4 separate regions of the Homo sapiens genome follow, and regions 2, 3 and 4 are each linked to region 1. A link is a loop called in an ENCODE intact Hi-C map of the cell type or tissue named here. Cell type or tissue: heart right ventricle. All regions are shown on one strand. Each heading gives the region's core, and the rest is flanking DNA. Links, peaks and the distances in the headings are about the cores only.

Region 1 (7,404 bases), core at 1,477-5,476:
GTCACAGGTCTAGCCTCAAAGGTCTAATCTTATAATAAGGCATAGGGTCAGAGACTGTATTAGTCTCCTGTTGCCACAGGAACAAATTACCACACGCTTAGTGGCTTAAAACAACACGGATTTGTTACTGAACAGTTCTAGAGTCAGAAGTCTAAAACCAAGGCGTAAGCAGAGCTGCATTCCTTCTGAAGGCTCTAGGGGAGAATCTGTTTCCTTGCCCTCTCCAGCGACTACAGGCCACCTGCATTCCTGGCTTTTGGTCCCTTCTTCTGCTTTCAAAGCCAGCAAGTTAGCATCTTTTCTGTCTGACCTTCCTGCCTCCCTTTTATAAGGACCCTCGTGATTACATCAGACCACCTAGGTAATTCAGAGTAATCTCACCATCTCACAATAATTAACTGAATCACATCTGCAGAGTCCCTTTTACCATGGGAGGTAACACATGCACAGGTTCCAGGGATTAGGATATGGACATCTTTGGCGAGGCCATTATTTAGCGTACCACAGAAATGAATTCTGGACACCCACAGATCTCAACTCAAGTTGCTAAGGGCAGTTCTCATAGGAAGTGAACCCTCAGGAAGGTCCTGAGGTGTGAACTTGAAGTGACTATCTTAGATCAGGGCCAATCTGAGGGGAGTTTAAGTGTCCCTGAACAAAGATTCAGCAGCCCTAGATCAGGAGATAATCAATAAATACCTGCAAAATGTTAAATGGCTAAGTGGCCTTGGCTTCACTCCTTAGGCCTTACTTAGGTTTCTCATGTGTGAACCGAAGAACACCCACCCCGCATACCTTCTGGGCGGCTGAGACCATCTAGTCTGCAGAACAGTGAGAGAGCAAATGTTGCTGTAAAGCCATCCAGTTTTCGGGCTTTTGTTACAACAGCCACAGTAAACGACTACAACACCCTAAGGGCTGTCTTTGTGCCAGGCATTATGTTGGCTACTGACAAATCAAGACATGGGCCCCTGCCATTGAGAAGTCCAGAGGCTAAAAGTAATTGCAAGATGAATCATTCATTTATTCAATGAATATTTACTGCATATGTACTGTATGAGCCGAGAAAAAGAGACCCAGTTCCTAACCTCATGGCACTTACAATCAGAGTTGTTACAGTCCTGGAGTTTACACTTGGAGTTTGCAATTGTGCCGTTTACAAGCCAGGCTTCAAATACATGGTTATATGTGATAGAAGCGTGTAACAGGCATAATAATTATCAGTTCTATCAGAAGCAGGGTGGGCACCTTAGATACATCATCGTGATGATTTTCAGGAGAGGTAACAAGTAGATTCTGATAAACACTTTGTGGTTTCCAAACCTTTCACTGTATTCCCCACTAGATCATCTCTGCCATCCTGATGCCCCTCCTTCCACCTGGCTGCACCTTCTCTGCTTTCCATTCCCCCCAAATTCCCCTCCACGGAGGGGCACATGGAAGTGCTCAGAACTTTGCTCCTCCCTAACACTGTCTCCTGCAGACCTAATGACTCCTATGGCTTTAGCACCACTACCTTTGGTGGGGACCCCCAAGGTTTGCCTTCCAACCAGACTCGTCAGTTACAATTCTGCACCATGCACCACCCCCCAAGGGCCCCTAGCCCCTCACTCCCAGTGTGTCTCCCCACAATCTCCTATACATGCATGTGCACATCTGACTTAAACTCAGTTACTTCTCATCTCTTTCCTAACTTTGTACATTTTTTCTGTCTTTAGGATGGAAAATTTTGGAGTAATTCTTGATTCCTCTTTTTCTACTCCTACCTCCAATATTCTGCCAATCATCAAATCCTGTCCATATTTAATAAGTATTACTGAATTGCAGTATTGATAAAACAACCTTGTCCTGAGAGTCCAGAGTTCTGAGTTTTAGCCCAGAGTCTAACTGTTTGACCATGAAATTATTTATGTAACTCATTTTGCTTGTCTGTGAAATGGGAGTTTGAGCAAGATAAGCTTTAAGGACTCTGGCAAATATTGCTGGTTGCCTACCCACTATCCATTCTCCTTTTACTCCTTAACAAAACCCTGATTCTTTCCTGGGAAGTGATATGCTCAGCCACAAACCCTGGTGCTCCCTAGCATCCAGTTTTGCCCTAAGGATGGCATTTGCTGCATCCTGTGTGTCCTCCTGGTCACAGAATCATCAGTGGCTGTGGGTAAGCAGCTGGTCCTTCATGCAAAAGATGAAAAAGGAAAGCATCTGCTTGCTTGATATCTCCATGGGAACATGGTGGTCTGTGCTTTAGAGGCTCAGAACCTGAGAGCAGGACAGACATTGGAGTCCACTGGGTCCCTATTTCCATCTGGCTCAGAGACCCAGACATGTGCAGGGTCTATGATTGCTACAAGATTCTCTGCCGTTGAACACATTCTGGGCCCATATAGCAGTTTCTCCTACTAGCCCTGGTCTCCCTTTTGGAGCTGGAAAAACAAGATGTGTGACAGCCCTTCAGATGTGACAGGTGCCCCCATCCCTGGAGTCTCCTCTTCTTCAGGTTCAGCTGGACCTTCAGCCTGTCAGGGCAGGACTGGTTTCCAGACCCCACACTGTACTGGTTTCTCAAATGTATTAGATAGCAGCCCTCCATCCCTGCACACCTAGGACTAGACTCCCCTCACGAGGCTGTCAATAAGGATACTTTGGGGCTGGGAGCAGTGGCTCACGCCTGTAATCCTAGCACTTTGGGAGGCCAAGGTGGGCAGATCACTTGAGCCCAGGAGTTTGAGACCAGCCTGGGCAACATGTCAAAACCCCATGTCTAAAAAAAATACAAAAACTATCCAGGTGTGGTGGCACACACCTGCAGTCTTAGCTACCCCCAGCTACTTGGGAGGCTGAAGTGGGAGAATCGCTTAAGCCCAGGAGGTCGAGGTTTCATTGAACTGTAATCATATCACTGCATTCCTGCCTGGGCAACAGAGTGAGACCCTGTCTCAAAAAAAGGATACCCTTCATAACTATTTAGGGGCCTCCCCAACACCTTGCCAAAAGTACAGTGCTAAGATGAAAGTTTCCCAGCTCTCTATGGGGAGTCCCTTCGGGAATGATCTCTACACAAAGGCCATAGGGAATTGTCTCCAATCTTAACCTGAACTCAGGAAGGCTACAACATAGAAGTCCAGAAGTTCTGTTATAAGATGCCATTTAGACCCAAAATACTGAAGTGTTCCTGGGGTGCCACATGGAGAGTGCCCTGCTCGGGCTGGGCAAGTTCCCAGCACAAAGGGCTCAATTACTGCCAGAAGCTCCTCTATACAACCTGCCTCCAGCCCCTCTGGCTCCAGCTTCCTGGCAGGGACTAAATAAAGCTTCCCTTGTCCCCTGGATGGGGCTCAGGTCATGCTGTGGACCCGTGTGAGCCTTTCTTCAAACCAGGTGGAAACCCCTCTGACACCATCCCTCAGGGGCAAAGTATGAGTATTATTTTGTGTTGTTTCATCAGTCACTGGTTACCTAAGCATTGCTTTTGGAAAACTCAAAGCACCAGTCAGTTCTCACAGCTCTTTCTGCCATCAAACACTCAAGAGGACCAGGTGAGTATTTAACTTATAATTGCTTAGCAACAGGTATCCAGGCTACGCAGGGGACTTACCAAGTTGTGGTTCCTCTCAGGATCTTCTCCACAGAAAGGAGCCAGGCTGAAAGAGGGATGGGGAAAGAAGCTGAGACTGAGCCCCAGTCCAGAAGAGGCACCTTGAGCAAGGCTGGAGAAAGCCCTCTGGTGTGGAGATGCCCCAGCCTCAAGCAGCTGGCACAATGAACAAACAAAGTAGGGTGATTTCTCCTGCTCAGAGGCCAAATCAGCCAAGGAGGAGCCTTGCAGTCACCCTAGAGCCAAAGTGCCCTGTGCATATAATGTGGTAGACTCACCCCTTATCTCCAGCTGAGCCCCCTGGAGATGCTCTCTGGGATCGGAGATGCTGATCACCTGAGAGCTGTGGCGCCATTCACAGACTCTCCACTAGAGGTCAGCTCTGGGTGAACACAGGGCTCTGCCCCTTCTCCTGGCTGGGAGCTCCAGGGCCTCCAGGGGCTCAGGGCTCAGGGCTCAGGGCTCAGGGCTCAGGGTTCAGGGCTCTGGCCTCTGGAAGGAGCTACCAGATAGGTGAATGTTGAAGTGCTCCCATCTCCCTTCTTTGTACCTGCTGTATCCTCCATAAATCAGCTCTCAGAGACAACATGGCCCAGCACCCTTCCTCTGAAGTCAGAATGACCTAATGACTCCTGTGGCTTTAGCACTGCTACCTTTAGTAAGGACCCCCAAGACATGAAGCCCAGCTGCCCAGGGACCCACATGTCTTGGCCAAGATACCTGCAGTGAAGAGGGAGCCCAGGGTGCAGCTGAGATAGGGAAAGTCCTGTTAGACTTGTCCATGAGACCCCCAAATGTCCCTCCTAGCCCTCTGGAGGTCTGTTTCCCATTTACTCATTGGGCTAGGGGGAAGGAGCTAAATGCTTGCCTGTCTCTATCTAGGAGTCATGGTTAGGAGTGGAGCAGATGGGGGCGTGGCGTCTGGAGCCCTTTTTAAGAAGACAAAAGTATGGCATACATTTGGGTGCTGGACTAACTGAACTCTTAAAAGAAATCTCACTTTGTAGAACACAGAAAATCAGAGCTGCCCTAGTTAGAGGAGGGTAGACACACTCCCAACTTCTGAGTGTCCCTCGGACACCCACCCTCCTGACCCCAGTTTTGAGCAGCCACTGAGGCACCTCTTGGAGAAGCCGAGAGTCTCAAGTACAGCTTGAAAATCATCAGGCAAGGCATCCTGAGGCCTTGAGCATCACCATAAGCCCAGACAGCATCCCCTCAATGCATGTGTTCCTGTCTGATAAAGGAAGGGAGTTGTGAAGCAAGAGGAGACCCTCCTCACACTGGGCAGCCATTGTGTTGACAAGATGAGCTGCATCATCTACCAAAACCCCAGAAGAAAATGCTGGCCTTCTGAGTAGATTCCTGGCGGGCGAATATGGGCAGCCCAGGGTCTCTGAGCATTAGCCCCACTGCTCTCATGGTTGCTTGGCCTAGCCAGACAGCCTCAGGGCATTGGAGGACAAGGAAGAGAGTCCCTGAGGCTATGGCACCACTTCGCCTGCTGGTGGTGTGTGTAGCCCCATCACCGTGTGTGTGATGCAGCCAAGCCAAGGCAGGAGGGAATGTGCTCCACCCCAGCAGGGGCCATTCACCAGGAAGGTCCTTTGGGCTCAGGGATGCCATTTCATCATATTTTTGGCAAAGACTGAACAATGTATAAAGGGACATTGTACATTGTCCACAGGAACTTCCTGAAAAGAGGAGCCAGATCTTAAAACACAAGAGCAACACACATGCATAGAACCCCCACGTGCAAGCACAAACCTCACAGATACTCACAAGATGCACACACTAGTGTGTGGCTTACACGTTTGTGTCCCACACTTCTATGCACTGAGGCAGTATTGCAAAACGGTCAGGAGTGTGGATGCTGAGCCTAGAGAACTCTGTTCTGTCTAGCTCTGTGTCCTCAGGTAAGTTACCCCACCTCTCTGAACTTTTCTTTCCTCATTTGAAAAAGTGCATGCGTCAGAATTATCTACCTCCAAGGCGCATTATGAGGATGGGCTGGAAAACTTACCTGCAAACTCCCAGCCTGAGATTAGTGCCTGACCATTGGAATGTGACTGTGTATGTTTTCCTACCATGATAGGCTAAGTCAGGGGAGCAAAGACTCTGGAAATCATGAGGTGCTTGCTTGTCTTATGCTCTAGGTGATGGGCCCTGGCCCTGGTGGCTGTTGCTGTCTTTATGCCAGTTTTCCAGCTCCAGAGGTCTATGGAGACCAAGGGTCCTTAGCTCACTATGTGTCACAAGACCTGCAGCATGTGGGCCATCAGAGGGATGGCATTTGTGCACTTTCGGCCCATATAGTGCTTGCTGGGAAGGCCCAGGAGTCAATGACAAATCCCCATGGAGGCAGGCACTGACCGCAGGGAGACAATAAGAGGGAAAGAGAGCTAGGATAAATATAGAGGAGAAACTCTAAATAGAGTGGTGACAGATGCAAAGAGAACGAGTAGACACGGTCTGTATATAGAGCTCAGCTTAGAAAGACCATACAGAGGCAGACAGCCAGACACCCACTGATAGACAGGCAGAAACATAGTGAGAAAGACCATTCTCCAGGATCATGGGCTCGAGTAATTGCTCATGCACAGACACCCACACTTGAGGACAGAGAAAAAAAAAGATGAAAACACAGATCCCCATCTGCCTATGACCTTCGTGCCCACTTCGTGCCTGAACTCCCCAGAGGCCCTTTCTTCTCAGCAGCTGTGTTTCTGCCAGGCTCCTGGCCACCAGACCCATATCATGCCCGGGCAGTGGTAGAGCCTGGAAGCGGTAGGCAGAGAGTGGGGCAGAGCAGGTCACCAGCAAGCTGAAGCAGGGGGAGGAGGAGACACAGTGGCTTCAAACAGTTCAGGGTCCAGTGTGGCCATAGGCAATTACCAAGGAGCCCTCACTTGTCAGCCCTGAATTTTAATGGTATTAATGAGACCTCATGTAATTTTCTCCCCGGATAAGGTGCTTTTCTTCTACAATTGCTGGTCCCGTGCACCTGTACCTCTCCCTTGTCCTGGCTTTGCCCACTCGGTGTCAGGGAAGGGGAGCACAGCTGACATCTTTTCTGTCTTCTTTTTATTATTGTAATTAATTATTTGCAAGGGGGATAAATGAGTGTGCTGTCTATGTATGTAATCATCTGACATCCCATTGGTAATTTCCTGCAGGAGGAGTTGGCTGCTGTCCACCGCTGCGAAATGAGGGTGCAAGAGAGAGAGGGCAAAGCAGGAGAAATGAGGCTGGAACATGCCCAGCCCAGCCAATCCTCCTCGGGCTTCCCTCTCCTTGACAGGGAGGTCAGTCATGTATCATGCACGCAGCTCATATGTGTTGGACACTTTCCTCAGGCACAGGGCTGGTTGTGGTAATGGCCACACCTGGTAAGGCCTCTGTCATCCTGGGAAGTCCTCCCAAATGTCCATATGCAGAGTGTTCTGGAGATGGGTTAACTCACCCAAAAACATCTACTCTTGGGTTCTCTCTGGTTCCCTCTTGCCCCTTCAAGTAGTCTTTCTTGGTCTCTTTTATTGATTATGCTTTTTACTTCTTGCCCTTTAAGTGCTGGGGTTCTCAAGATGTCCCTCTTGGCCCTCTTCTCTGCTCACTGTAAAGCACTAGTTCAGGAAGTCCATCCACCCTCAACACATGCTGGGCAAGCCTGCTGGCTTGAGTCAGGCCCAGGGGAGTAGTGAGGAAAGCCCCGTCCCTGCCCACAAGGAGCTCCATCTTCTAGGAACGCAGCCAGAAACACAACTCCAATAAAACCAATGAGCTCTGTCTTTGTGGACTATAAGAAG
Region 2 (7,404 bases), core at 1,302-5,301, 58 kb after region 1:
AATCATTCAAGAAAGAAAGAAGTTTTTTAAATATATATAATGTGTATGTATATATATATGTGTGTGTGTGTATGTATATATACACATATATATGTATATATACACATATATACGTATATATATGTGTGTATATGTATATATACACATATATACGTATATATGTGTGTGTATATGTATATATACACATATATACGTATATGTGTGTGTATATGTATATATACACATATATACGTATATATACACATATATACGTATATATGTGTGTATATGTATATATGTGTATATGTATATATGTGTGTATATATACGTATATATACACACATATATACGTATATATGTGTGTGTATATATATATAATGTATGTATGTATGTATATAATGTATGTATGTATATGTTGGGGCACTGTATGCCAAGCACAAATGCTCTACCTGGGCTTCCAGTTGCTCATGGTGGATTGAACACATGTGTCCTCTTCAAACCCCAACAAAATGACACACACAAAAAAACATATAAAAGCAGAACTAACTCATAGGGAGAAAAACAATGGAGGAAGATGACAGCAAACAAGATGCATGAGCGAAATGTACTATGGAAAGCAGGCAGACAAGGACAAGCAAACTGGCAGACCAGCCAAGGGAGAGCAACACACCTCTGATGGGAGGGGAGCCAAGAAGGAGCTGGTTTCTGCTGCAAACCTGTAACTGTAAGAATGGAAGGCTCTGAAGGCAGGGGGCAAGTGGGGCTGAAAACAGGGGAGTGGGGTGAAGATCAACCTAAGAGACAGTGAGACCTTCATCTCCCTCCCCATCCCACACAAACAAGCAACTGCACCTGGACTAGGGGTTTGATCTAATCTGTGATATGACTGTATTGGAAAGATGTTACTGGGAAATGTCTGTGTGATGGAGGAGGATGATAAGGAAGATAAATCTTCTTATTCCGTGGTTGGAATTCAGTAAAAAAAAAATAACTAAAAACCTAAAAATCAAATGCTAACAGTATAAGGGTGGTAGAAACTGCCAAAATTATTGAAAGCGTTCACCTCTGGGAAGTGTGAATTGTGACTGAGGAGGGGTGGGATAGGAACCTGCTGTTTTTCATTATAAGCCTTATAGGACTATTTGTCTTTTTAAACTATGCCCATGTATTACTTTTATAAAAATAAAAATTGAATTTCTGGCTGCTGTGTGAAGAATAGATTGGAGGAGGACATGGGTAGCACTGGGAACCCATTAAGTGGTTCAGGGGAGAGCTGTTGAGCGCCAGGGCCAGCGCGGCAGGAATGGAAGTGGAGAGGACAGGATATGTTCGCAATGTTTGGAAGACAGAGTCAGCAGAACTTCCTGAAGGACTGAATATTGGCAGTGAAAAAAATCAGAAGAATCAAAATATAGTTTCTAGGCATTGGGTTGGAGGAACTCAGTACAGGCAGAGTGAGCACTAGGGTGGCACAAGCCAGCCACCAAGGGCACAACATGTAAGGAGGCGCTCACTCTTGGCATCATGCAAGTTCAGAGCGGACCCCTGAAAGTGAGAGCCTCTTGACATGTGCCCTTGGCATCTCATGGCCTCACCACGAGCCCAGCCTTGACTCAGTCAGTTCTGGAGCTATTTACTGAGCATCAGGGCTGGGAACAATTAGTGGCAAAGCATGGGGTTCACCAGGGAGGACAAAGAAGGAAAAAGTGTTCTTCTGGACAAGTCATGATTAAGACATCTGTTAATGATCCACATGAAGTTGTCAAGCATGACAAGTCTGCAGCCCAGGATGACAGTCAAGGTTGGAGATAGAAATCCATCCTTGAAAGCTTGAAATTATGAGCTGAGATTGGATAGCCGAGAGAGTGATTGTGATGTGTACAGGAGGGACCAGGTCAGAGACATTCCCACATAGAACCGTGAGGACGACAAGGCAGACAGACAAGGAGCAGCCATCAGAGTGTAGGGAGGCCAGGAAAAGCTGGTGTTTCAGAAGCCAAGAACAAAGTGTTTGCCAAGAGACAGTCTGTCCTGTATGCTTCAGCCCTGCCTCTCCTGACAGAAATTGTACTGTGAGGAGGAGCAAAATGCTTCCTGCTTCTGTCTTGCCCAAGGCTAGCCGCTTGTGTGTTCACCTGGGGCTTGGATAGCGCACTCTCTTTTCCACCTATGGTGGCACCTTTCTGTCAATCCTGTCCCCTCCCAACTTCCAGGCCACAGCGTGCCCTACAGTTTGCAGCTCCTCTCATCCCAGGACCGATCCATCCAGCTTGGTGACTCCGGGTTTGACCCTGCTGCTTTCTAAGGACTGGACTTTAGTCATTCATTTAACAACTGTTTAAGCACATAATGTGTTAAAATGGTGCTAGGCACAGGGGATACAGAGGTGATTAGGACAGATATGTTTATCCAGGGCAGTCCACACTCTCCTGAGACATTTCCTGCTCTGGGCCCCCTTCAGATAAAATACCTCATCTACCTGAGTCTGAATTTGGCCCCAGCCCACTGGCTAGAGCCCCAAGCAAGCCCACTCAGCCCTCTCCAAGTAGTGAGAGGCCTCAGTATTTCCTCTCCAATGAAGTACAGCCTCATTGGAGCAAAGAACCATCCACTTTGGAAAAAGATCTATTCAGGACGTGCTGAAGAAGAGCTAGCTGGTGATGTGCCCATCCAGCTCAGAACCTCATACAGTGCCTGGAATACTGTATACATCCCAGTGGTGTGTGAAACGATGGATGAATGAAGTGCTCACCCTGTGTTAAAATACAAAGACATAGAAAGTCTTTTCATGGGAGACATTGATGGAGGTAGCCTGAGAAAGGAGAGAGCAGTATCAGACTACCTGGAGACAAGGTGTGGGCGAGGGCAGCCTGAGGTCATGTACCTGCTCCCCACTCCACCCTGGAGTTAGCTCAGCACCCTATTCTCCAGAGCGTGAGGCTTTAGCAGCAGTTTGGAGCCACCTCTCAATAATCTCTGCCTGACAGGCAGCAGCTGCAAACTTCCAGCAAGAGACTGCATTCTTGGCAGGTCATTCCTGGCCTCCCAATCCCATCTCTATGGAAATTGGCCCTGGAGGTGGAGGATGGAGACGGCAGCCCCTCCATGCCCTCACTGGCAGCCTTTGCTTTTGCTCACATCCCGCCCCCCTTCACTCAGAAGCCAGAGAATCTAGCCTATCTGATGAAAGATCCCATTTATTGGTCTCTGGCTCTACTGAAGTGCTGCTTGGCATGCCCCTTTGCCAGCTCTGTAGAACTTTCCAGAGTCAGCTGTCCAGGTACCTATATTTGGCTATCCTACCAAGCCCTAGAGCTGATCTCCACTGCAGCCTAGCTGCTTTGGGAATCTCTGCACGGATACACAACTTGCTGGTTTGAAAACAAATACTGATAAGAGCTGCTGAAGGTGAAGCAGTTGGAAAGTGTGCCATCCATGCTGTGCCGTGGGGTGTCAGGTTGGCGGGGTATCTGCCCATGTCTCCACCATCCCATCAGACACCCTGAGCAGAATGGCAAGACTGTGCACGCAGTCTTCCATGTCTGGACAACCTGTATGTTCATGCTGTGCATCTGACACTCGTGTCCTAACGGAGGGACATGTGTGCATCAGAGGACAACCCACATTCTGCTCCAGGCCCCGCCTGCCAGCCAGCTGGAGCTCCACTCCCAGCCCATCAGTTTCATACTCCTTGATTTTCCCAAGTGGTTGAATAGTTTACTGTCGGTTACTCTTGTCATTTTACAAAAATGACTGGGAAATGAGAAGAAAAAGCTAAGTGCTAATGATAAGAACAGGCCTCAAAAGCTCAACACAGTTGACACGAACGTGGGAATCAGCAGGCATTACTGAAAGAAGCAAATCTGCCGCCCATAAGCTGAGGCCCATTAGCTTAGGCCTGTGAGCAGTGTGTGTGCAGGTGTGGGTACAATCATGAGGGAAGAGGGCCGAGCAAAGAGCATGAGTGCTGGGAACACTCCAGCACCTTTGAAGACTGTGTCTCATAGGAATGCCATGGAAGGTGTAGTCCTCCAAACACTTCCATCTCCCCATACCTCTTTCTAAAGTGGGATTCTGTTGTAGGACCTGTACACAGCCCATCTACATGCATGTTTTCAGAAAGCCACGTGCCCAAAACTAAATGCCAGAGGGTCTGCCCCTGCTTGAGAGGGCAGTGTGTGTATGTCTTGCCATCGAAAACACCCTGTCAAGTTTTATCCCACAGTGTTATGACAAAGCCTCCACCCAACACTAAGCTTATCTCTTCAAAAAAAAAGTTCTTCTTTATGTTAGGCTGAGATGCTACTCCCTCTACACATCTGTCCTTGATGCTAGTTTTACTGTATGTGGCATTCTTAAGAAATCCATTCCCTGTCTCACAGGAGAGCCCTTCAAACATTTGAAGATAGCTGCTGTGTTCACACCACCTCCCTTTTCCCACTCTCAATAATTCCTCAAGGGAGTTGGTATCTTGACCAGACCAATCACTCACCCCTGGACAGGTTCTATTGTGTCAAAGCTCCTTGAAGAAGGGCTGGTGCTTTAGCAATGTATGTCAAGTAACTTAACAACGTTCATAGTTTTACTTCCATGATCTGACTTCCTGAAATGTATCCTAAGGAAATGATCACATAAATATCTGGAAGAGCCAAGTTTTGCTCTTACAATTCCCTCCTGAATTATTAGCATTTATTATGCAATAATGGGAAAGTGGACACATAAAGTATGTCACATCCATATCATGATGGAATATTGTATAATCATAAAACACTATCTTTTTGACAAGTAAGGAAAAAAGCAATATACATGTTTGAATACTCAATATTATACACACGCATACCCTCTTGCACACACTTACACATATACACACACACACGTGGGCATGGAAACACCCTTAAAGGTGAACAGTTCCCACCATAATACCACCAATGCTTAGTTGATGGTACTATGGGCAATCATTCTTTCTCATTTTGTCTGCATTTCTTCAATATTCCACAGTGATCATATACTACTTCTAATTCACACAAAGAAAAGTTATTGTTTAAAAACATGATACCCAGAATCAGACTCAGGATGCCGCATGTAGTCTGAGCAGCACAAGGCTTGGTCTTGTCCAGAAGTACAACAGGCACTGTTGGCTCCTGTTACACTCACTGTCAACCAACAGCCCTGAGACATTTTGCAGGAGCTGCCCTTAACCCAGCACTCCCTGCTGGTGACACCATGTGAGTGATGATTTTTGCCATAGTACAGAGCTTGTCCCAGGCAGAGAATGCACAAGCAAAAGAAGATGAAGGCGGCAATTCAAGGGCAAGTCACGCTTAGAGAGTGAGTAAAACACTGCCCACAGCGACATGTCTGCCTTTCACATATTCCCCTTGGAACCAGACATTGCCAGGCCATTTTCATATATTAAGGGTGGCAAGGTAGACTAACTTCAGCCACATGACACGCTCCTCTGTGTCTCTAAAAGAGCCTAACCAGGTGTTTGTCTTATTAGGCAGACAAGGTGGAAAGCAATGTCTGATGGGCAAGGGAGAAGTACACCAGGGTGGTGAAAAGCCCGGGGGCACTCACTAGCTATGTGTCCTTAGGCAAGTTGTTCTACTTAACCTGTCTGAGCCTCAGTTTTCACCAGTGTAAAATGGAGATACCACTGGGACTATGTCCCCAGATTGTAGTGAGGATTCACTGAGTTAGTACACATAAGCACTTTGAACCATAGCTATCAGCCATCTGTGTTCACAAGCCACACAGGCAGACCAGGAAGGAGACCTCGGTTGCTTGGCCCTACCTCCAGTGCTCGGGCCATCATGCCCACTGCCCTCTAATCAGTTTCCTAGGCGCAGGTGAGTTACAGAAGTAGAGAGGCATGTGCACCAGCCATTACGCCTTTCTCTGGGTACGGTCCAGAGCCCCTTCTTTCCTTCCGGGAGTCTATAAGACCTTACTGCTGTGCCTCTGCCCAGCTTCACCACCACAGCCAGCACATGTGGCATAGCCGTCACCTGCCAGGATCCATCTCCGTCTGCTCACAGAGACCAGATGGGCCACAGTGTCCTCCTGTGAGTCGGGTCTCTGATGCAAGGAAGCAAGAAAGGTCATCACCATGTATGGGCAGGCCCCATCTCTCTGTAAACTCATCTCTCAATAAATGATGAGTGTTGCCACCTCTTACTCGAGAAGCCAGGCAATGTATGCTCAAGTCTTTCCAATCAGAGTTGTTTCTACAAGCCTTTGGCTTCTGTGGGGAACATTTGGTTTCAAAGGAAATGGGATTTCCCCTTCAATATTCTTCTTGGATGACAGGTCTGTGATTGGAATCAGGACATGAAAAATCATGCCCCAGTGGTTATTTCCATTAGTGGCTCTTGACTTTGCAATGACACCCGCAGCACAGAGAGCCCAGTCCCTCCCACCTCCTACCCCGCACAGCTCAGGCAGGTCCCGGCCGGCTGACCTGGAACTTTTTGGTATTTCAGATCCCTGTGCTATCTGGTCAGGAGCTTGACTAACTCATCTTTGCAAGAACCTGCTTCACAATTGCTATTTACATCACTTTCCCTCAAGACCCTGGTCTTGTCCAGCCATCTTCCACACCACAATGTGCTGGAAACCCTTACATGCACACACACAAATACAAACACACGTGCCCACACATGTGCACACACCCACACAGCAAACGCTTGGTTCTCTATCTGTGGCAACCAAACCTTGTGAAGTGCTAATTTGCCTGACATGCTGAGAAAGAAAAACTTGTTTATTGTCTAGGTTGCAGGGTGTCAGAACCCTGTGGAGCCTCAGTGAAAGAAATGAAGGGGGAGCTGAATGCTGAAAAGAAGAGCAAAATGAGACCACACTCAATACTGAATCCTTGAAAAGGGCTCTGTGAGAAAGAATGCAGTGAAGCAGCAGCCCCTGGCATCTGGCTTGTGAGCCTGTTCCTTGTCCTAGGCTGGAGCCCTGGAGGACAGTGACACACTTGTTATGTCCCTCACACCCAGCACAGGCCCAGGCACAGACAAACATTCCAGACAAACAGGCACAGACAAACATCCTTGTTGATGCTGGAATGAAGAAGAGTGAAGATGAGCAGGGTAGATCAGCTCCGCTCAGGGACTCCAGGCTGCTCTTTTACTTAACTTGGGGAAGGGTTTGGGGAACAACAGTGACTTTGCTGAGCAGGATGTCAACTGAAATTAGGCATCTTCTGCAGCCAGATGAGGAGCCTGGACAGAGGGCTAGGAGGGAGGGTGCCTGGCTCCACAGTGCTCACAGGCCTATTCTGGACCAGGAGAGCAGGCGTGCAGCTGCAGCATTGAGCATGGGGGTGCCTACACCTGCCTGTCTGCAGGGTTGTCATTAGCATGGAGTCCACCTTACCTCCAGTAACCTCAAGGGGCCATTGAGAGCCCCCTGCCCTTC
Region 3 (7,404 bases), core at 1,954-5,953, 100 kb after region 1:
AGGGGAGGGAATGGCTCCAGTTCCTTCTATACCCGCCCTCCAACTGTGAAACCACATTCATGAGACCCTCCCCACAGGGTCTTGAAGGATGCTTAAACTGTACTTGCCAGGGAAGTCCAAAGGGGTTTTCCAGGCAGAAATCATAGCAATAGCAAAGGCTCAGAAGCAGAATCAAGCTAAGCCAGGCCAGTCAAGAGGCCATGGGAAGCCTACACTGGCTGAGGAAAGGTTTCTGGGAAAGGTATCCAGTATCCCATGTAAGGATTCACTCATCTCAGGGTAGGCTGAGGGAGTTAGGAGACTGGAACTTGGTCTGTTACTCTTCACCAACTCACAGAACTCTCTGTGTGCCTCTTCCCCACGTCATCAATGGAGAAAATTCCCTGCCAAAAGCCTTTATTGCATTGGCTTACTTACTCTATCTCTATAGAGAAGAGAGAAACTTGCCTCTTGGAATCCCAAGAGTGGTAAAAACAGCTATGACTGATGGTCCCAGCAAAACTACCATTTCTGAGGGAAAACAGTGGGGGTCAAAACACACTCCTCTCTGGTGACAGCTTCAACTGCCAGGAGCAAGCCCTGCCCCTGGTGAACCCTCCTTATCTCCAAGACAGCAGAACCAACTCAGGGCCCAGAACCATTCAGACAACTGACAAATCTCACCTTCTAGCAGAGGAGTATCGGATGCAGGGCTGCTGACAGCTGGATGTGTCTAAGTGTTGAATTTGACAAAGGTGACAATACAACTATTTTGACTGTCCTTTGTCTTTCTGTATCCTGGAATTCCCACTCATTTTGATTAAAATAAAGTTTTGCTCAAGAATGGAGAAAGCCCCTGGTTTGTCAGCTACTAAGACAAGGATGCAGATTAATTATTTAGGTCGGAATACAGAGAGCCTTGCATCTTTTTTATTCAAGATGGTAGCAGGATGGAGGGGCTAGTATGGTGTGTTTGGGGTGTAGAGGACATGGTTTCTGTTGAAGCATGTGTGGGTTTGGTAGGGAAAAAGGAAGAGATGGGTCTGGAGATTTGCAGGCTGAGCGTTCTGTTATTTGTCCCGTTGATTGTGTGAGCAGCTGGAGGGAGGATTTGAGCAGAAGGGATACAGCCTCTACTTGAATGATATCCCAGCCACCTCAGTGTTCTCTTGTCTCTCCTTCCCCTTTCCTGATACATCCAAATGCCTTCAGCCACATCACCTTCCCCATGGTGTCTCCCTCTCAGCCCAAGAATGGATAGTGGGGAAGAGGGGAAGCAGCTAAGTCAACCCAGGCCAAGGATGGGAATAGAGTTGGCATTAAGAAGAGCATCTCATCTATGCTCCTGGCAGGCCCCAGAAGCTAGGCTGTTGGACTGATGGCCATGGGTAAACCTCTGAGAAGAGGGTCTAGGTGTCAGGCACCATCAGGATCCAGGGGCAGCAGCATCTCCCAGAGCAGTCGAGGTGACTCCAATTTCAGGAGTTTGCTCCAAAGCGGTGTTCACACTGCAATTCTTTCCAAAGGAAACATTGGTCAATGTCTGGAGACATTCTAAGTTCTCACAATAGGGAAGTGAATGTGATTGGCATCTAATGCGTAGAGGCCAGGGATGCTGCTAGACATCCCACAGTGTACAGGAAAGCCCCACCAAAGAGAATTATCTGGCTCAAAATGTCAATAGCGCCAAGGATGAGAGGCCCTGCTCCGAAGCTGTCTTCAGACATAGCAGAGAGACAGGAGGCCTCCACACCATTTCCCCAGACCCCTGGCAGCACATTCCCAGGTCAGAATATCCTTCTCCAGAGGCAGTTCTGGGAGGGGGCACCAGAGTTTGCGAGTTCCTAGCAATGACACTTTCCAGCAGGAGAGCAAGGGTTGGGAGATGGGAATGCAAGTGTAAGGAAAGGGGACTTCAGCTCCCCCCACCATCACCAACACTCAGACCCATCCGGCAACCAAGGGTGCTGTACACAGGCTTCTAGTTGATTTCAGCACTTCAGACAACCTGACACTTGAAGGAGTTAGACAACACTGACTGGCCCAGGGTAGTTGGGGGGACTCTGGGACCTGAGATCTGCCTCAGCAATCTCCAACACCCCAAGAGCTTTGCATAATGCATAGTTCTTACTTCCCCAGCCACATAGAGAGTAAGTGTTAGCCAGCCTCCCAGGTGTGCGCGCGCGCGTGTGTGTGTGTGTGTGTGTACCTGCACACATACAGACAGGACAAGACTCACTTTAGCAGAAGGAAACCTGCCTTGGAAGTCAGCCATCTCCACTTGCCTGTCTATGGCCTCAGCTCTCTAGGGACTCCAGTTCAACATTACTGGAAGCCAACAACCTCTCCTTCCATCAGATGCCCAGTGGGTGAGTCAGGGGGTGGGGTGGTGGGGGGGGGCGCTGGTAATGCAATAAGACAACAGCCTTTACACGGAACCAAACTCTGAGCCACTGTTATTGGAGGAAGACCTTCAGAATCTCAGAGTGTGGCTGTGACATCTCTCCTGCTTCTCTGCTCCATCAGTCACTTGTCACTCCATCTTTCCCTTTCCTCACCCTTAAAATGAAGTAAGAATGACAGCTACCATATGAAGACCACTTTCTATACACCAGGCGCCTTACATTCATGCCATTCTCACAACAGCCATGTGAGAAATTTTTATCAACCCAGTGATAAGGGTGAGAAGGTGGAGGGAAAATGGCTGGTCCAAGGTCACACAGCCAGGAAGTGATGGAGCTGGTACTGGAATGCAGTCTGTGTGACACAGGCTGCTCCAAGGAGGATCTGGGAACTCTCAGGACCATGCTACAAGGTGGGGTCCATACACTCCAATGCGGGGAGGGCTCCCAGAGCAAAGGCCTCCATGTGGGGGTGCATTTATTAACAGTAGAAACTCGAATTAGGGGAACGCCCCCAGCAGGGTGGGCCCGTAGTGCCCAGGGGTACCAGGCAGAAGCCTATGTAAACACTCCTGAGACCTACAGCCAAACCCCTGCTGCTGTTGGCTGGGCAGGCCAGGCCGGGCTAAAAATAGAAGGCTTCTCAGGTCCAGCTCCCTGTGCCCCAGCCTCCTCCTCTCCCCCTCCCTCCTTCCCCACAGGGCAGGAGCCAGGCTTCTAGAACGAACCGAGACTTTAAGACTTTCGTTTCAGATCAAAGAGGATCGTTAGCTTGATACTCAATGGGCATGTTCCAAGTTCTACAGGGGCCGTAACTGGGGGGAGCTCCTGACTCCAACACCCCACCCAACTCCCTCCTAGGGAGAGAGAGCTGTCAACCTCCAAAACCAACCCAGGGAAGGAGTGAGGTCGAGGCCAAAACTTGGACAATCTCTGCACATCTTGCAATTCAATCTGGAGCCCCTTTGCTGTCTTTCCTTTTCCTGAATCTACTCTCAATGTTGACAGCACTGTGCGATTTCTGTATTTGCCAGGGGCTTCTCGTGGGAGGTCGGCTCCAGCCCTCTCGAGAACCCTCCGGAGACCGTGGGGATGAGGCAGCGCTCAGCCAGAGAAGCCCTGGAGCCCAGGACCAGCGCTTCAAGTGCACCGGGCGGGAGGCAGGGGCGCAGGGAGGGAGGCTCTGGACCGGCCGCCCCTGCTGACTATGGCCCCGGTGCAGGTCAAGGCTTGGGCCCGGGGATTTCCTTTCAAAGGTGACTTAGAGCCGCTTCATTAGGGTAGCGCCCTCCCAGGCGGGCCCTAATGGCGTGTTTGGCAGAGTCAGCGAAAAGCAGCGCCCTGCGGCTCCAGCGGCGGGGGAGCGCCCTCTTCCGCGCCCTCGCCCTCTCCCGTGTGGGGCAGCTGCGCGCACGGGGCCATTTGCAGCGCAAGCAGCCTAGCGTGCGGCCGCGGCGCCCAGGTCGGAAAGGAGGCGGCATCATGGAGCTGAAGAAGGACATCAACGCTGTATCTATCGACATGCTGCTGATCGTGCACTCGGAGAAGCGGCGCGCCGCACAGGGTACGCTCTCAGACCAGCAGGCGAACCCGAGCTCGCTGCTGCAGCGCGGAGGAGGTAACGCGCGCCCGACCCGGGTCCCCGGGTCCCCCGGCACCTTGGCCTCCTTGCCACAAGGGCCTGCCCGCCGGGGGGCGCCCATTGCTCCCCCGAACGAGGTCAGCGAACCCGACCCTCTCCCCCATGGCTGCCGTCGCTTCCCCGCAGTGGCACCGGCGTCCCGTGGCAACGCGCAGTCCCGTGGCAACGCGCAGCCCCGTGATTGCCCCAGTTTCACTCCCTGTGCAGGCCTGTGGGTGCTTCCGTCACCCCTGGGAGTCTTTTTCCTCCCAGCCACTCCCTAACGGGTGTAGAGCAAGATTGGAAGATACCCTGGAGGAAGGCGGCCAGAGCCTCAGGGCTGACTCATGGGTAGCAGAGGCCTGCTCCCCCCCACAGCACACTGCAGGGCACAGGGGACGCTGGGAAACCTTTGGGCTGAGTCAGACTTTTAGATGGGGAGCTCCCTGTGTGGCCTTGCACAATTTACAGCCTCAGTTTCTCCTTTCTTGAGACTTTCTCCCAGCCTCCTATAGATGGAAGGCATGAAAGGCGTAAAAGGAACGCAGGTTTGGATAGGGTAAGATTTGAAACCTGCTGTCTCCACTTGAACTTATCCATCAATTTTACTTGTCCTACACACTTTCTGGGTAAATTTGTAAGTTGTAGATTGGTAAAATAAAGTGACTGTTTATAGAGTGATTGTGGAAAGCAGGATCCGGGCCTCTCTGTTCTCCAGACGACAGAACACAATGTGAATGGAGTACAGAGGGATGATAATGGAGGTTAAATAAGCCCCTGAAAAGCCAGAGAACCTCAGGGTCCTGGATGGCAAGCTGTCTCCGAGGCTGGTGTGAGGATGCACTAGGCGGACTGCGGGCCAGTTCTTTAGGAGTTAGGCCTGACAGCCCATGCAGGAGAATGACTTCTGCCTCTCTCCTCCCCTCCAGCTCTGGAGCTCCTTGGAATTCCTGCTGCTGCTCTGCCCTTGGTTCTTCTGTCCCCAGAGCCTCTGTGCTCATTGAACATCCACCTTCCACCTGCCTTGCTTAAGTAATGCTGCTGTGGATGGCCTTGCCACTACCAGCCACATAGGCTGGAGCTGCCTCCAGAGCCCTGGGAACCTCTTGGGAAGGCAGGCAGGGGAAAGAAACAGAATCTAGAGGGCTGAGTATGTTGACAGGCGCTCTAGTCTCAGGGCTGATTCCTGACTGAAGCAGGAGTTGTTTGGATTCGTTGGCTCTTTAGTTATCAGACCTACTCTTGGGAGAAGGGGAAATGGCCTGCCCAGGGTATTTGTAGTTAGAAAGTCAACAGAGGGCATCAACTTCTTGATAGAAATGAGACTGCTCTGAATACATGTACCACAGTCCAGAATGCCTTCTCCAGTGTGTGGCGAGGCCTAGTTCCAGGTCAGCCCACGAGTCCCCTACTCCCAATCCTCTCTGATCACATCACTTCTAAAGGCTCTGACACTAGAAAGGGCAAAGAATGCAGAGAAGCCCAGGAAACACCAGGCATCAGGACTGCCCTGAGAGGTGCCCAACACCTAGCACAAACTCGCCATGGCTCCAGACTCATGTATGCACACTAGTGACTATGACAGAGAAAAAAAGACCCCTAATGGCTGGGCCCTTTCTGCTGAACTTTTTCTCCAAATATTTTTCTGATGGCCGTTTCTCACCGATGCTATGAATGACAGTGTAGAGATCTGTGTCACTTATTCACAACCAGAGCAGAGAAGAGGAAAAGTGCATGGCTTTTGATGCCTGGTGGGCAGAGATGATATTCAGGAGACCCCAGGCAAAGCCAGCCTGCAGACCCTTTCCTCGAAAAACAGCCTAAGGGAGGAAAATGCCCAATAAGACCAGCTTGTTCCAAAGCCTCCCATGGGTGCAAGATATAAAACAAACTCTTGCTCACTTCCAGGTATCTCCTCCTTTCTCCTCCACACTCCAGATCCTCCACTGGAGAGTGGATCTTCCTTGGTTATATAAAAGAGGGCCTAGGCTCCATGTCAGAAAAGATCAAAGCTCAATTATTGTTGCAATGCAGAGGATGGAGTAATCCGTAACGAGTGGCCCTTCTGCTGGAAGGGCCTTCTGCTGGAAGTGGCCCTTCTGCTGGAAGAAAAGAGTCAGGGGGACAAGAAGGCAAGGAGAGTGTGGACAGGCTAGGTCACTAGGAATTTGGGCTGCAGAGCCAGCAGATGTTCTCTCCCATTTCTGTAAGGCCCTAGCAGCCTCCCAGTCATTTCCCTAGAACAGTGCTTCTCCAAAACGTGCCTGAAAGCCCTCAACTCCTATCAGAAAGTAGAGTGCATATACTCCTGCAGCAGTAGAGGATATAGCCTATAGCTGCCTGGGGCAAGACCCAATGAGCTTTGAAGTCTTAGGTCTTATCCCAAAAGTCTATGTGGTTTGTGTATTCTACTCCATAGGTGTGTCATGAGGGTTCCAAGTGGTAAGTCACTGGCACTGGCTATGGGGGGCTCTGCAGAAAAGAAGGGTGTTAAGAAGAGAGTGGCGGCCCCTGAGTGGTTGAGAGGGCTGGAGAATAAGACTCAAGGCTGAGCTTCCAGGAACAGTACCGTAAGCAGCACCAACGAGCTGGTCTAGTGAGGAAACCTCCTCGGCCACCAAGGAGCACTGAATACTCCTTCCGCGCCAGGATCTCAATTTTATTGCAGCAGCTCCCGCTGCCAGAACGTATCCCCATGCTGTGCCAGGAACTCGACCTTGCGGCTACCACTTGCAGCCGCAGCCAGAGCGAGAGCTTTCCTTCCCTTCCCTGTTGCATCACCAGGTCCCAAGGCAGAGTGAAACACAGGTACATCAGATTGGCCATGGCTAGGCCATACGTGTTTACCCTCTAGCTGCAAGGGAGGCCAAGAGAACTGGCAACTGTCATTTTCCATTCCCATTGGGATTGACGGTCTTAGCCCACTCCCCCCACTCTATATCAAGACTCTAAAAGTGGGTGATTCACCACATACAGAAATAGGCAGGCAATGTGGATAGCAAATGACTTCTAAAATAATGCTTTCATATGTATGCAGTGGAGAGGTGGAAGTGGAAAATGGGCATCTGTACTACAAAAATTCTCCCTAAATGACCCTGATAACCAACCCTGCTGCCCTTGAAAACTGTTTTAACAGTTTTTAAATGTTTTGAATTTTGAGAGTTGCATTCATTCCCTCAAGGGCATCTTATTCATGGGTAGCCTCTCTCAGATTCCAAGAGAGCCAAGATCCACCTGCTCTACCATAACCTAGATAAGTCTGCAACTGGTACATCACTCTTTTGCCCTGAGTCTCCCACCTCAGAGAAGCTTGTTATTTTGCAGGATTCCAAGGTGTTGGAAATGGAGTCCGAAGATGGCAGAAATTAGAAGGAAATGACTTTCACGGTAAATTCTCTTTTT
Region 4 (7,404 bases), core at 1,789-5,788, 110 kb after region 1:
GGCTCCAGCCCCGCATGCCACATCACCCTGTATTGGAATACACAGTGGACCTAGCCCTTGGCTGACTAGTGTGGGGCTCAGGGACCTAGCTGGGCCTGTTCATAGGAGAAGGCTGGAGGAGGCAGGCTTTCCAGGGCAGGACTCTGTCAGGTGGATCACAAATCCAGCCTGGCTCAGTACCTCACCCCCCACCTTGATTGGCTTCTGCATGGGCCCAGGCACGGGAACCACTGAGCGGCTGATCTGCACAAGAAGAATCATCTAAATGCACCTGTTCAGGCCAATGCCCCAGAGGCATACTTGTTTCCAGACTAAGGCACTGGTCCCATTGGTCACTTCCAGTGACAAGCCCACTGCAAGCCAGCAGGAAGCTATAGAGAGAAGATGGCAGGCCAGAGTGGTAGTGGTGGGGGAACCTCCAGCTGCCACCATCCTCCCCTTGCCCAGCCTTCCCCCCACCCCTCTGAAGCAGAGGTTCAAGGGCAGCTTCAGTAACAGCAGGCCACAGCAGCAGCTGTAAAGAAGGGAGGAAAGGTCATGCTTCCCCTGGGAGGGCAAGTAAGCCTGTGAGCTCCCGCTTCTTGGCCTATGGCAGGAACTAGGCATCACTCCATGGCAGCCTGACCCCACTAGGCTCTGAGGACAACTCTGTGTCCCAGGGACAGAAATATCCCTGCATGTGGAGAGAACGTGTGTAGCGTGCATGCCCTGCAAATGTTTGTGAAACAGAACCAAACTACACATCATCCCGTCTCCTAGGCTGGGGTAGGAGGCAGGCTGGCCCCCTGTTCTTCTCATTAAGAAGCAGGAGGCTCGGCCGGGCGCGGTGGCTCACGCCTATAATCCCAGCACTTTGGGAGGCTGAGGCGGGTGAATCACAAGGTCAGGAGATCGAGACCATCCTGGCTAACATGGTGAAACCCCGTCTCTACTAAAAATACAAAAAATTAGCCAGTGTGGTGGCGGGCACCTGTAGTCCCAGCTGCTCCGGAGGTGGAGGCAGGAGAATGGCACGAACCCAGGAGGCGGAGCTTGCAGTGAGCAGAGATCGCGCCACTGCACTTCACCCTGGGTGACAGAGCGAGACTCCGTCTCAAAAAAAAAAAAAAAGAAGCAGGAGACTCAACTGGGAGTCAGAAGACCTGAGGTTCAAGTCCCAGGTCAGAACCTCCCAGCCTGCTCCACAGAAATGTGTGAAGATCAATGAGGCATCTGTGTATGCAGTGCTTTTGAAACTGTGCCTGGTGACACCAAAGTTGGGAGTTATGGCTACAAAGACCATGGAAGACTGGTAGCCTGTTCCAGAAGAAACCCAGCCTGTGCTGGCACCTGCTAAGAGGCACAAGGGGTGTGTGCACAGGGGCTTCCAGGCATTTGTCTCCATGCACAGTGTCGTGCTGGTTTGCACATGTGCACACTGTGAGGGTGTGCACACATTTAGGCCTGGGGATGTGCTTGGCCCCCGCCAGCCCACCTTTCCCGCAAACACATACAGCTCTTTGCTCTGCCTGGGGAAAATTCCCCAGTGGTCACTGCAGGCCTCTCTGTCTTCCTTAAATAGAAAACTTGGTGGAGAAGCAGCACCCTCAGCAGCCCCAGGTCATCACTTCCTACAACAGCCAAGGTAAGTGATTCGCCGCTAGCCGTGACCTCCCCTGCAGAGGTGTGCCCAGACCTGATGCTCTGGCCAGCGACAGCCCAGGATGTGGAGCTCAGACTATGGGGAGCAGGGTCCTCTCTGCTCCCATGGGTGTTGGAAAACCCTTTTCCTCTCCCTGCGTCTCATGGGAAGCAGCAAGAGGCTGCACAGTCTCAGTCTTCCCCTCACCATGAGATCAAGAAATAAAGCCCATGGGCCTCAGAGCACGCTGCTGTCATCATCATCACTATTACTGTCATCACTATTCAACATTCAACATTTGTTGAATGCTAACTATGTGCCAGACACCCTGCCAAGCCACTTATGCACTTATTCTCATGTAAATTAAGCTTCACAGCAACCCTGTTTGACAGGTACTCCTCTTTACCATCCTCAAATTACAGATGAGTAAACTGAGGCTTGGAAAGGCTGTCATGTGTTCAAGATCACATGGCCAGCAAGAGTCAGAGCTGGGCAGTCTGAGCCCCAGCAAGGCCTCAGCTGTTAACCTTCACACATCTCTGCTTCCTCATCTCCCCTGGAAACCAGCCTCCCTCCCTCTGGCTCATGGCATCCAAGCCCTCCCTTGTCCTGACCAATAGCAGTTCTTCGGCCTCTCCTGCTGAGACTGAGCCTTCCCAGGGCATCCCACCCAGTGAGTTTGCCACAGCAAGGCAGAGTGAGAGGCACCTTCATTGGGAGTCCTCACTTTTTGGGGACAGGCTCTGGGGACTCGGGGAAGGCAGGCAAGGGCATCACTGACTACAGTTGACTGGATCTGAGCACACGACAAGATAGAGACAGGAGGGCCCCACAGCAATGGTGACAGGAGGCCAGGTTAGAGACTCTCACGCCCACCTTGGTTAACTGCTGTGCATTAAATACTGGGCCCTGGTGTCTGAGTATTCTCACAGGCTCAGCCATAAGAGTTCATCACGCTTGCTCTGAGAGTTGATGTCCTAACCTATAAGGAAATTATCTGATCAAATTCAGAGGCAGTGATTTCCCCCATGCCCCATATGAAACAGGAGGACTCTGGAGGCCCCGGAGGATTGGAGCCTCTCAGGGAATTGCTCTCTGAAATACAGGTGGACAAGCTTCTCTATAGAAAGGCGCTGGCAGGTAGTGATGAAAGGCCAGCCAACTGGGATTACCAGCATGGGGGAGCTGGCTCTCCTCACAGTACAGGCCAGTGTCCCTTTAAGCCAGAATTCCTGAGAATGCAGCTCTATGACAGCCTTAGAGACCTCTGTGGGCCCAGCAGGACCTGCCACCAGCCCTGAGAACTACAAGGACAAGCCCATGCTCTGTCCTGTTGCTTCTCTAAAATGAACTCAACTGCACATGGCTCAACACAAAAAAAAGGACTCAGAGATATCTGGCTATAATGAGAGTGGATTAGCACCACTTACCTCACTTAGTGAAGAAGACAGACAAAGGCCCCTGTCCTTGTGGAGCTGACATCCTAGTGAGGAGACACAGACAATCCTGACAAGTCAAACACCCTGAGCCAGATAAGGTATAAGGGGGAAGTAAAGCAGGAAGGATGATAAGGGGTGTGTGCGGGTATGGGGTCTGGGGCTGTGCGGGGTTGTATATTCATTTCCTATAGCAGCTACAGGAAATTTCCACAAATGAGGTGGCTTAAAATACTGCAGATTTATTCTCTTACACTTCTGGAGCCCAGAAGTCCAAAATCTGTTTCACCGGGCTAAAGTCAAAGTGTCAGCCGGGCCAGCGTTTTTTAGAGGCTCTAGGGGTGCATTCATTCCTTGCCTCTTCCTGCTGCTAGAGGCTGCAGGCCCACCATGGCTTGTGGCTGCCTCACTCCAAACTCTGCTTCCATTGTCACATTGCCTTCTCTGCTTATAAATAGCTGACTCTCCCTGTGCTCCCTTGTTTAAGGATATGTGTGGTCGCATTCAGAGCCCAGCCAGATAATCAGGATGGTCTCCCTATCTTGAGATCCTTAATTTAATCACATCCACATAGTCCTCTTTACCATATTAGGTAACATTCACAGGTTCCAGGGATTCTGGCATGGATATCTCTAAAGGCCATTCTTCAGCCTATCCCAGGGGACAATTTAAAGTGGAGTAGGTGAGAAAGGCCTCACTGAGAAAGTGACATCTAAGCAAGGAAAGAGGTAAGAGCAAATGATGTGGGTATCTGGGGAAGAGCTTCCAGCAGAGGGAGCAGTGAGCGTGAAGGCCCCCAGGCAGGAGCGTGTCTGCATGTTCAAGGAGCAGGAAATTGTGCTGTGGAGAGGAAGAGAGGGGCATGGGCAAGGTGGGGGTAGCAGAAGAGCCAGAGAGGACACAGGGCAGAGTTGGCAGGGCCTGGGAGGCTTCTAATCTGAGTGTGATTGGAAACCATTAGATGGTTGTAGACATCCAATGCGTAGAGAATAAACAGAGGGGGCAAGGTTGGAAGCAAGACAACCCTTAAGAGGCATTGTGATAATCCAGCAAGAGAGGTTCCCCCATGGTGTGGATTTGGGGTATACAAGAGAGGAGTCAAGGCTTGGGACCTGAGCAATGGGGAGGATGAAGATGAGGGAGATGCAGGAAGAGCAGGTTGGGAAAGAAACATGAATTCAAATTTGGCTTTGTTGAGGTTGGTGCCAGCACCTGCCATTTTGGAAAGCTGTGGCCAGGGAATCGTTACTCCATGTGCCACTTTCTTATTCATCTCATGAGCCTTGACAACCTTTGGGCTCTGTTCTGCGAACCACACCGGCCCCCAGAGAAGCCTTCTTGGAAGCTCTATCACAGTAATAGCGTTGACCAGAGGTGGGACACTTGGTGTGTGCCAGATATTAAGCTAAGCCCCTCTCACGGCTCACCTCATTTAATCTCCACAACCACCTTTTGTGGAAGGTTATCATCCTCATTTTACAGATAGGGAAGCTCAAAGATATTTAAATAACTTGCCTGAAGTCGCATACCAGACCCAGAAGTTGAACCCATGTCTGTGGGCTCTCGAAAGCGGTGGGCTTAACTACTCCCCCATACTGTCTCTTCCATACAGGACAGGGACCAATCTGGTGGTGTTGATTTGGGTGCAGTACCCCCCACCCAACCCCCACCCTCAATGTGCAGTCTGAGATTTCAGTCTGAACTCATTGCTCGGAATGGTTCAACATTTTCTCTCCTCCTCAGCCTCTCTTTCAATGGTAGACTTTATGCAACAGGTGGCAAAGGAACATTGGAATCTTGGGTCATGGGAAGGGGCTTTGGAGATGGATCTGTAGTGGGTGTGTGGGTTGAATGAATTTGTAAGGAGAGTAATCACAAGGAGCCCCTGCAAAGAACATTCTTTCTTTTTTTTTTTTTTTTTTTTTTTTTTTTTGAGACAGGGTGTCACTCTGTGGCCCAGGTTGGAGTGCAGAGGTGCGATCATAGCTCACTCCAGCCTCAAACTCCTGGGCTCAAGCAATCCTCCTTCCTCAGCCTCCCGAGTAGCTGGGACCACAGGTGAGTGCCACCACATGGCTGGTTTTTTTTTTTTCGTTTTTTGTAGAGATGGGGTCTCACTATGTTGCTCAGAATGGTCTCAAACCCCTGGGCTCAAGCAATCCCCCTGTCTCAGTTTCCCAAAGTGCTGGGATTACAGGCATAAGCCACCATGCCTGACCCCAAAGGACATTCTTGAGGAGTCAGTTTTCTGTTGAGGCTTCTGTCCTCAAGGTCATCAGCCCTTATCCCCATGCAAACACTTTGTAGAGTAGTCTTCTTTGATGTGTGCACTAGGGTCAAACTGCCATGTTTCCAGACCTCAGACCTCCCTGTGGAGCTCCAACCCATAGAAGGAATCATGAATGGTCCTTTGTTTTCCGTTCCTAATGGAAGCCATGGGCAGGGCTGCCAGTGATGCCCTTCATCATGCACACCAGCAGATGCCCAGTCACAGCCCTGAGCTCTGGAACACTAGGTTGTCATCTCATAATGAGAGCTGCTGAGTGGGGTTTTCATGCTGTGTTTGGCAGTACCCCCTAAGGGTGGTGTTCCATCATGTTCTACAGAGCTAGACAGTCCCTGTCACCATCTAGCAGGCTCATTCCTGGGATGTCACTGCTTTCCACTTCCTGACTACTGCATCCTGGGTGGAATCACAGCATGTCTCTGTTGAATATCTAACCAGGGACTCTTTAAGGGTATTTTTTTTTAAACTACCAATGCTTTAGCTGTTTTCCTGACTCTAAGCTACTGCAGGAAAAAAAAAAAAAAACTCCAAAGTAGAAAAAAAAAAAAGGCTGTAAATGTGCCAACCTGTTATAGAAAAAGTTAACAAACACCTTAAACCAATGATGGCAAGTATTTCACATGAATCCCATGACCCCTCCACACACATATACACCCGTGTGCATGTGCACATGCACACACACACACACCTGACAGTCTTCGTTAATTGATCCCTTCAGGCAGCCACTTCCAATCAGTCAGAGTTAATGAAAAACATGAAACCTGTTTGCCATACTGCGTTAGGTGTTCTGAGCCAATTAGGCCTTTAGATAAATCCTGATTGAAACCTGAAGAGATCTGGAGAGCAGCTGTCAGGTGGAAGAAACCTGACTGGGTGAAAGGCAGGGCAGTAAGCATGTGGACATTCTTGTGCTTGCCTGTATGCTCTGTTTCTGAGAAGGCAGGGAAAAGCAAGGAGAGCTGGCGGGGTCTAGGAAAGGGGCCAGGGAGCCCGTTCTCAAGATTAGCAGAAAATAATCTCTAACATGCTCTTAACTAAGACGGTCAAAGCTGCAGCTTCAGAAATGTGATTTTGTTGACAACTGGTGGAGCTGGGGAGGGATGCATGAGAGAGGCCAGCCAGGCAGCCTGGAATCCCAGGAAAGGCCTCCTGTAGGTTTGGTTGTGGTGGTTAATAGTCAAGATTGGAATAATGTACTGTACTTAGGCTGTACTTAGGGTTTAGATCTGACTGCGAATTTTACTCCAAATGATCTACTCTCTGTTAGAGATTGGCCACACTAATATTTTTTCTTAAATTAAGAGTTTTATTTGATCCAGTAGCGTCATAGCCAGCAAACTCTCTCCACTCCATGCCTTAAGGAAGCATAAAGCTATATTGTGAATGCTTTTCCCCTTGAAACAGCGTGTCCAGCCCAGGCCCAGTTCCTGGAGCCAGCAAAGCCTCCCAGTGGTGCCCTCACACAACAGTAAGTGAGAGCAGGAATCACACTCCCATGCAGATCAGGGAGGACGAGAAAGTGGCTGTTTTCCTTGAGGGAATGCTAAGCAGCAGCACAGCTTTGGGGGAGAACCGGGAAGTGGGATTCAGGAAAATATTGGACATTGACCCCTGTCCAAGAGGGAAGAGGAATCACAGAAAGGAGAGAAGGGATTAGGAATAGTGATGGCTGGAGCATCTGGGCCAGGGCCGTGCTCCGAACATGAGCCCACCTCAACACCCTGCCCTGGAGGGGCTTTAACAGCAGTTTGTTTTTCACCTTGATCACTCTTTCACAAAGAGACATGGCTGAAGTAGGACATGGCTAATACCCATAGAGACATGGCTCAGGGCATGTAACGCAGGATGGCAAACAAGTTTCATGTTTTTCATTAACTGTGACTTATTGGAAGTGGCTGCCTGAAGCGATAAATTAACAAAGACTGTCAGATGTGCGTGTGAAAGTACCTGGGCATTATGAGAAGTTTGGGGAAGAGATTTGTTGTTGAACCCTATGCCAATAAGTTGTTCACTTTTGCAGTTTCTCTAAGCTTATGGAGATTGTTCCAGTCCAGCATTTT

What was found. Hi-C counts contacts between places; a loop is a spot of excess contacts. Peaks named below come from ENCODE experiments on the same cell type or tissue, not always from the same donor. Only the 100,000 strongest peaks of a DNase experiment are listed, where the experiment ranks them.
Region 2: it touches region 1 in a loop (2.7-fold over the local background); 7 of 110 quality-filtered maps call a loop at or near these places.
Region 3: it touches region 1 in a loop (9-fold over the local background); 25 of 110 quality-filtered maps call a loop at or near these places.
Region 4: it touches region 1 in a loop (2.1-fold over the local background); 23 of 110 quality-filtered maps call a loop at or near these places.

What each region holds. Positions count from the first base shown.
Region 1 is chr3:134,751,899-134,759,302 of GRCh38, reverse strand. It overlaps a transcript of CEP63 not described here. Among named protein-coding and RNA genes, the nearest start is that of EPHB1, 40 kb to the left of the region's middle. In heart right ventricle, for the core only: CTCF peaks have their summits at 3,958 (motif pointing right), 4,919 and 5,125; no DNase peak of the experiment used is centred there; H3K27me3 peaks cover 298 bases.
Region 2 is chr3:134,694,133-134,701,536 of GRCh38, reverse strand. It overlaps a transcript of CEP63 not described here. Among named protein-coding and RNA genes, the nearest start is that of KY, 47 kb to the right of the region's middle. RefSeq lists an enhancer at 7,221-7,404. In heart right ventricle, for the core only: a CTCF peak has its summit at 3,345; a DNase peak (open chromatin) is centred at 5,186; H3K27ac peaks cover 3,339 bases.
Region 3 is chr3:134,647,420-134,654,823 of GRCh38, reverse strand. It overlaps KY (kyphoscoliosis peptidase), which reads left to right and starts at 3,802. Exons shown (of 11, transcript NM_178554.6): 1 at 3,802-3,999; 2 at 7,327-7,389. The coding sequence starts at 3,864. It also overlaps a transcript of CEP63 not described here. In heart right ventricle, for the core only: a CTCF peak has its summit at 3,757; DNase peaks (open chromatin) are centred at 3,013 and 3,623; H3K4me3 peaks cover 2,239 bases; H3K27ac peaks cover 3,126 bases; H3K27me3 peaks cover 512 bases.
Region 4 is chr3:134,637,536-134,644,939 of GRCh38, reverse strand. It overlaps KY (kyphoscoliosis peptidase), which reads left to right. Exons shown (of 11, transcript NM_178554.6): 3 at 1,562-1,624. It also overlaps a transcript of CEP63 not described here. Among named protein-coding and RNA genes, the nearest start is that of KY, 9.8 kb to the left of the region's middle. RefSeq lists enhancers at 147-811, 1,069-1,910. In heart right ventricle, for the core only: a CTCF peak has its summit at 3,826 (motif pointing right); a DNase peak (open chromatin) is centred at 3,849; H3K27ac peaks cover 703 bases.